2 separate regions of the Homo sapiens genome follow, and region 2 is linked to region 1. Evidence: chromatin loops called from intact Hi-C (ENCODE). Cell type or tissue: heart left ventricle. All regions are shown on one strand. Each heading gives the region's core, and the rest is flanking DNA. Links, peaks and the distances in the headings are about the cores only. Region 1 overlaps LARS1 (leucyl-tRNA synthetase 1). Region 2 overlaps SH3RF2 (SH3 domain containing ring finger 2).

What was found. A loop is a pair of places that touch in the nucleus more often than their neighbours do. Peaks named below come from ENCODE experiments on the same cell type or tissue, not always from the same donor. Only the 100,000 strongest peaks of a DNase experiment are listed, where the experiment ranks them.
Region 2: it touches region 1 in a loop (6-fold over the local background); 10 of 110 quality-filtered maps call a loop at or near these places.

Annotation. Positions count from the first base shown.
Region 1 is chr5:146,129,363-146,132,280 of GRCh38, reverse strand. LARS1 (leucyl-tRNA synthetase 1) reads left to right here. Exons shown (of 32, transcript NM_020117.11): 24 at 1,172-1,262; 25 at 2,123-2,263. Among named protein-coding and RNA genes, the nearest start is that of PLAC8L1, 25 kb to the right of the region's middle. In heart left ventricle, for the core only: a CTCF peak has its summit at 1,623 (motif pointing right); no DNase peak of the experiment used is centred there.
Region 2 is chr5:146,058,790-146,061,707 of GRCh38, reverse strand. It overlaps SH3RF2 (SH3 domain containing ring finger 2), which reads right to left. Exons shown (of 10, transcript NM_152550.4): 9 at 1,484-1,842. All of the region lies in intron 1 of LOC107986458 (a long non-coding RNA gene), which reads left to right. Among named protein-coding and RNA genes, the nearest start is that of PLAC8L1, 45 kb to the left of the region's middle. In heart left ventricle, for the core only: a CTCF peak has its summit at 1,681; DNase peaks (open chromatin) are centred at 1,677 and 2,170; H3K4me3 peaks cover 2,500 bases; H3K27ac peaks cover 2,500 bases.

The sequences.
Region 1 (2,918 bases), core at 178-2,677:
CAGGCTGGAGTGCAATGGCACAATCTCAGCTCACTGCAGCCTCTGCCAGGTTCAAGCTATTCTTCTGCCCCAGCCTCCCTACTAGCTGGGATTACAGGTGCCTGCCACCACGTCTGGCCAATTTTTTGTATTTTTAGTAGAGATGGGGTTTCACTGTGTTGGCCAGGCTGGTCTCGAACTCATGACCTTGTGATCCACCTGCCTCAGTCTCCCAAAGTGCTGGGATTACAGGCGTGAGCCACCACGCCCGGCCAAATTCTGGGTTTCTTGAAAAATAAACAATGTTTTCAGGGAGAGGAGAAAGTGTGGATAAGCCATGGAAAGGGTCTGATATTTATTTGAAGTACATTATCTTGTGGGCAGAGGTAGGAAATGAAACAGGTTGGGGCCAGATTAGGCCAAATTAAGAAGAACCTGGATTGGTATGAGAAAATTTTTTTCTGATATCCAGTATTAGTTATTGTAAATGCAATAATTAAAACCTGGCTATGGCCAGGCACTGTGGCTCACGCCTGTAAACCAGGCACTTTGAAAGGCTGAGGTGGGAGGATTGCTTGAGCCCAGGAGTTTGAGACCAGCCAGGGCAACAAAGTGAGATCCTGTCTCTACAAAAAAAAAAAAAATTAGCTGGGTGTGGTGGCTTGCGCCTGTAGTCCTAGTACTTGGGAGGCTGAGGTGAGAAGATTCTTTGAGCCTAGGAGTTTGAGGCTGCAGTGAGTTGTGATCATACCACTGCATTCTAGCCTAGGTGACAGAGACCCTGTCTCAAAAAAAAAAAAAAAAAAAAAAAAAAACTTGGCTACAACCTTAGTTAGGCTATTTTCATGTTGCATTTTGGGCTTTATAAGAATAAAGTGTCCATCAGGAAATTTCTGAAGAAGCATCATTTATTGTCATAAACAGGAGCCCTAAGCAGTGTCAGATGACAGTACTTAAGGATGGATAGACAATAGAGAGATTGCAGTAATTTGTTTTAAGGAACGCAAAGATGGTGTTGTGTTGAGCAGTTTTAAATGTTCTGGGCATTGTTCTCATTTTACTGCTTAAATGAGCAGTATTTCAAATTTGTATATTAAAAAGCAGTATTTTAAATTTGTGTATGCAGCAGTTTTTTATAGCTATGTATAAGTGCCTTTAAACTCAATAACCTTTTTTTCCCCGTATTCAATAGTGAATTGAATGCAGGAATTATAAAAACAGATCAAAACTATGAAAAGATGATGTTTAAAGAAGCTTTGAAAACAGGGTTTTTTGAGTTTCAGGTAGGCTGTTGATTCTTTTGGTAGCTATAAAACATGTCAATGTGAACATTATGTATTTTCCCCCTTTTTTCTTCCTGCTATAGCACAATTACTCGCCTAAAGTGTAGACTGAAAATCCTGCCAGAAAAATTTTAAATTCTTCAATAAATTGTGATTTTAAGTTATTATCTTTGGTATTTTTTCTATTGTGTCCATTTAATTTAATAATTCTGCTCCTAGTTAAGCTATGAGCATTAATATAAAGGAGATTAAATCTAAAATTCAGCTATACTTTCCAGGAAAACATTTCAAAATTGATAAAAACAAAGGCAAAATTGTAATTAATTGCCATTAATTTGAGAGCAAGCGTTTTCTGAGGTTTTCCACAAGGTGTCAGTATTTCCTCAAGTTTGGCATTTAAAGTGCTTAAAGTAAAAATGTAGCTTTACGCAATGAGCTGTGTAAAATATCACATTGAGTTTTATATAACTTGGTTTTCAGAGTTGTGGTTAAATAAGGATAAATGGCTGGGCATAGCAATGTGTTGTATTTATAGTCTTTTTTTATATTTAATATCCTATATGCTGCTAAGAGCAGTCACCCTTAATATACAGTTAAAGTTGTTCAACTTTTATGTCTCAGTTACAAACTGTCTGTAAAAAAATTCTTTTTTTGAGAATTATTAGTATAAAACTGCCATATACTTTGGACAAAGATAAATACTTGCAGATTCTTAAAGTAAAACCTTTACAGTAATTTGTTATGGATTTTTAAAAGACTAGAAACTTAAAAATGTGTTAAAACCAAGATACTGCAATTTTTCCCTTTATTTTTATTTTAAAGAAGGTGAGGGAAATGGTAAATAATTTCAAATTTTATAGGCCGCAAAAGATAAGTACCGTGAATTGGCTGTGGAAGGGATGCACAGAGAACTTGTGTTCCGGTTTATTGAAGTTCAGACACTTCTCCTCGCTCCATTCTGTCCACATTTGTGTGAGCACATCTGGACACTCCTGGGAAAGGTACCTTCATGCATTTAAAATGTTTCGAGTGGTTTTGATTTTGGCTTCATTAAATAAGTGTTGTGCTAATATTGTTACTTAAGAGAGAAAGTCTGAAAGTGAGTAATTCAAGAGTAATGCTGGATTCAGCATCATAATTATGACGGGTTAAACCAGAGCTATCTCCTATTCAGATGGATATATGTGCCCTTATTTATATACACAACAGTGCATACATATTTTTAAAAGGTGAAAATATTGAGAAAGATATAAACAATTGTTATGAGCTGCTTAAAAACAAAGATATAGGTGTATATTTGTGTATATTTGTGTAAGTATTCTTGTTTTATATAAAACTTCTGGCATATATAGGACTTAATATTCAGGGATAGTAGCATTCTTACTATGAATATAAATTCAGTTATTTCTCCCAGGCTTACAGATAAATAGATTGGCTGGTTTAATAACTCCTTTCCAGCCATATTAGCTAGGCTCTTTTGTATTTTTAAATGCATGAACAATACAGAAATGTGCTCATGATCTATATACCAAATAACCGTACTTGAATACTGGATGTATTAGCAGGATAAAAACTGAGTGTATGCATAATTTATATAATAATGATTAAATTTAGGCAAATTAGCATTACATAATTTTCTTTGAAAGTGAGCATATG
Region 2 (2,918 bases), core at 173-2,672, 71 kb after region 1:
TCCTCTTTCCTTTCACATCTCCTAGCCTGTTATATATCTGCTAGGCACCCATAGGTACAGTATTTGCTTTAGCCAGTCTCTATCTCAGGGCCTAATAAAGCGTTCTGTGGTACTGCTCAGGAATGATGTCTTTCTTCCATGTAATGCAACCCTAGTATCCCCCACTAAGATCTGAGTTTCTTCATACGTTCTGATCCTCCTAATATCTAGCCAAGGTCTGGGCATTTATGAAATGCTTATAGTTGTATCTAAAAGCTTGGAGTAATGGGCAACTGGGGCCTAGAAAACTCTGAATTATTTCTATAATTCAGAATAAGAACTCCCAACCTTTATATATGTCAGTGCTTTTTCCAATACCTTTCCCTATGAGCTGATAGCTTAGCAGTAAGAGCATGAGTTTTGCATCAGATCTGGATTCTACTCCACACGTATGTGTCAACTGTGCGGTCTTGGGTAATGTTCTTTAACTCCCTGAGCTGCCATTTCCTAATTTTAAAATGAGGATGAAACTAATGCCTATTTGAGAGGGTTGTTGTCAGGATTAAATATATGGGACACATGAAGTACTCAGCACAGTGCCTGCCAGCTTGTTAGTATTCGATAACTGGTTAACCAATGGGGGAATCGCATCCTCTTTCCGTTCTGAGGGGAATGGACGATGATGGTGGAATGATGCTGATGGCGGTGGTGATGGAGGTGGTGATGGCGATGATGTGATGATGGTGATGTTCATAAATTAAGACAGCAATAAGCATCACCTAACTTTCTTACTGTCCTCTCTTCCCACTATTCCTCCTGCTTCAAGGATATTATTGAGAACATAAGCCTTTTACAAAAACTCTCACGTCTTCTAGTGGGAAATATCCTGGACTAGAAGTTAACAGATCTGACGTCTGCCACAGAGGTCACAATAAGGTAGTTGGAGTCATTATCATTCAGTGTGACCTCGATGTCACTTACATTATCCTGTGCCTCAGTTGCCCCTTTTATACAATGCATAATTATGTGTCAAACCCTATGTAAGCACTTCACATATCTCGTTTAATCTCCACTCCATTACTGTGTGGCCATTACTCTTTCTACCTCCATTTTACAGATTATGCAAACTAAGTGACTCAGAAGGGTGAAGTATTTTGACCAAAGTCACCCAGCTAGCAAGCAGCAAAGCTAGAATTCAAAGCAAGATTCATCTAATGCCAAAGTCATGCTTTTTTTTCAAGCCACTTTTGGGCCTCAAAAGATGTATAAAATATTCAGGAAACATAAAGGCGAATCAGTAACACATGTAGGGAGGGCGTGGGTGATGTTGGGGATGTTGGCCATGGCTCAGTGGGGAGTTGGGGAGGAGGAGTGTTATGTGTGAGGATTCTTTCGAGGCTGCAATTTTGGTTCCTTGTTCACCAACACTAAAATCTCTGAGCTGAGACACTATGCATAGTACGGGATCGAAAGAGTTGGGCCCCCAATGTCACTCTGATCCTACCTTTTCGATGCCATTTCTTGAGTTTTCTGGTTTCACCAGGATGGATGGTGGGGCAGATGCGGGCGGTTTTGGCAGAGGCTCACTCTTGATGGGGATTTCTTTGTCTTCCATAATGAGGGAGCTGGCCGCGGAGTGGATCCAGGCCTCACTGCCCCTGCTGATGCACGTGAGGGCGGGCTCCCCCGTGAGGGCAGGCTTGGACCCCATCTCCACCACCACGGCTGAGGGGGAGGAGGGGATCCCCTGTGGCTGGTAGAATTGGAACTGCTGAGGCCGAAGGACCATGGTGGGGCTGCGTCTGAGGGAGCCTACCACGAGAGTGGGGATCCCGGACTGGAGGGGTCTCTGCAGGGATCCATCTGGGGAATTATAGGACAGAGAGATCAGCAGCAGGGGCGGCTGGCAGTAGGTTGGGTGGGGCTGGGTAAGCAGTGCTTCCTGATATCCCAGAATAGACAAGCGCTTTCCTAATCTGACTGCACTCACATTCTCTCCGGGTCTTTCAAAGGTGACCTTATTCTTTTTTTAGTGCTGTTTGCTGATGCTGGCAGCAAATATCTCTCTGGCTGAATGGTGTGTGTGAGTGTGTATGTGTGTATGTGTGTAGGGGGGCTGTCAGAAGGTATATTGCTTCCATTTGCCTTGTGATACACACACACACACGCACACACACACGTACACACACACACGCGCGCGTGAAGCAGACACAGAGGCAGTCAGACCAAATAGGAAACACATGACAGAATCAGAGATAGGAAATAGAAGACATTGAGAAACACAAAGGAGAGGCAACCGAGAAGAATGAGAGAGAGGAAAAGGAGAAAGAGAGGAGGAGAGAGGAAAACTCTGCCCAGCGACTTGCTGTGAAAATCTTGACAGAAGCTTTAGGCATGTGGCAGGTGGGGGTTGCTTTTTGTCGGGGGCTGCAGGGAGAAAGGGTGAGTGGCAAGGGCTAGGCAAGCACAACAGCAGACAAAGGCAAATTTGGAAAGGTTATTCCACAGTTAGGGCTGTGAGGATGGGCTTTGCAATGTCTCATGACAGAGGATCTGGAATCAGACCTCCTCCTGGAAAGCCTGGGATGAGTTAAGTCACGTCACCTCTCTGCACCTCAGTTCTCTCGTTTGTAAGCTGGAGATAATAACAGTACATCATTGGGCTGCTGTGAGGATTGCATTCTATTTGGTGTGCAAAGTATCAGGATAGTGCCTGGAATATGATAAATGCCGCATGTCTGTTAGCTATCATTATTTTTGGGTAAAGGATCACATATCCTAAAAATGCAAGGTCCAAGAGCTTGGTTTTGTCCCTTCCTGAGCTCATTGTTTTTCTTTTCCTTTTTTTTTTTTTTTTAAATTGAGATGGTCCTGTCTCAGGAAAAGGTCATTTCTTCCCCTCAAATTCTCTGGAAGGCAGGAGATCCCCATCCATTGGA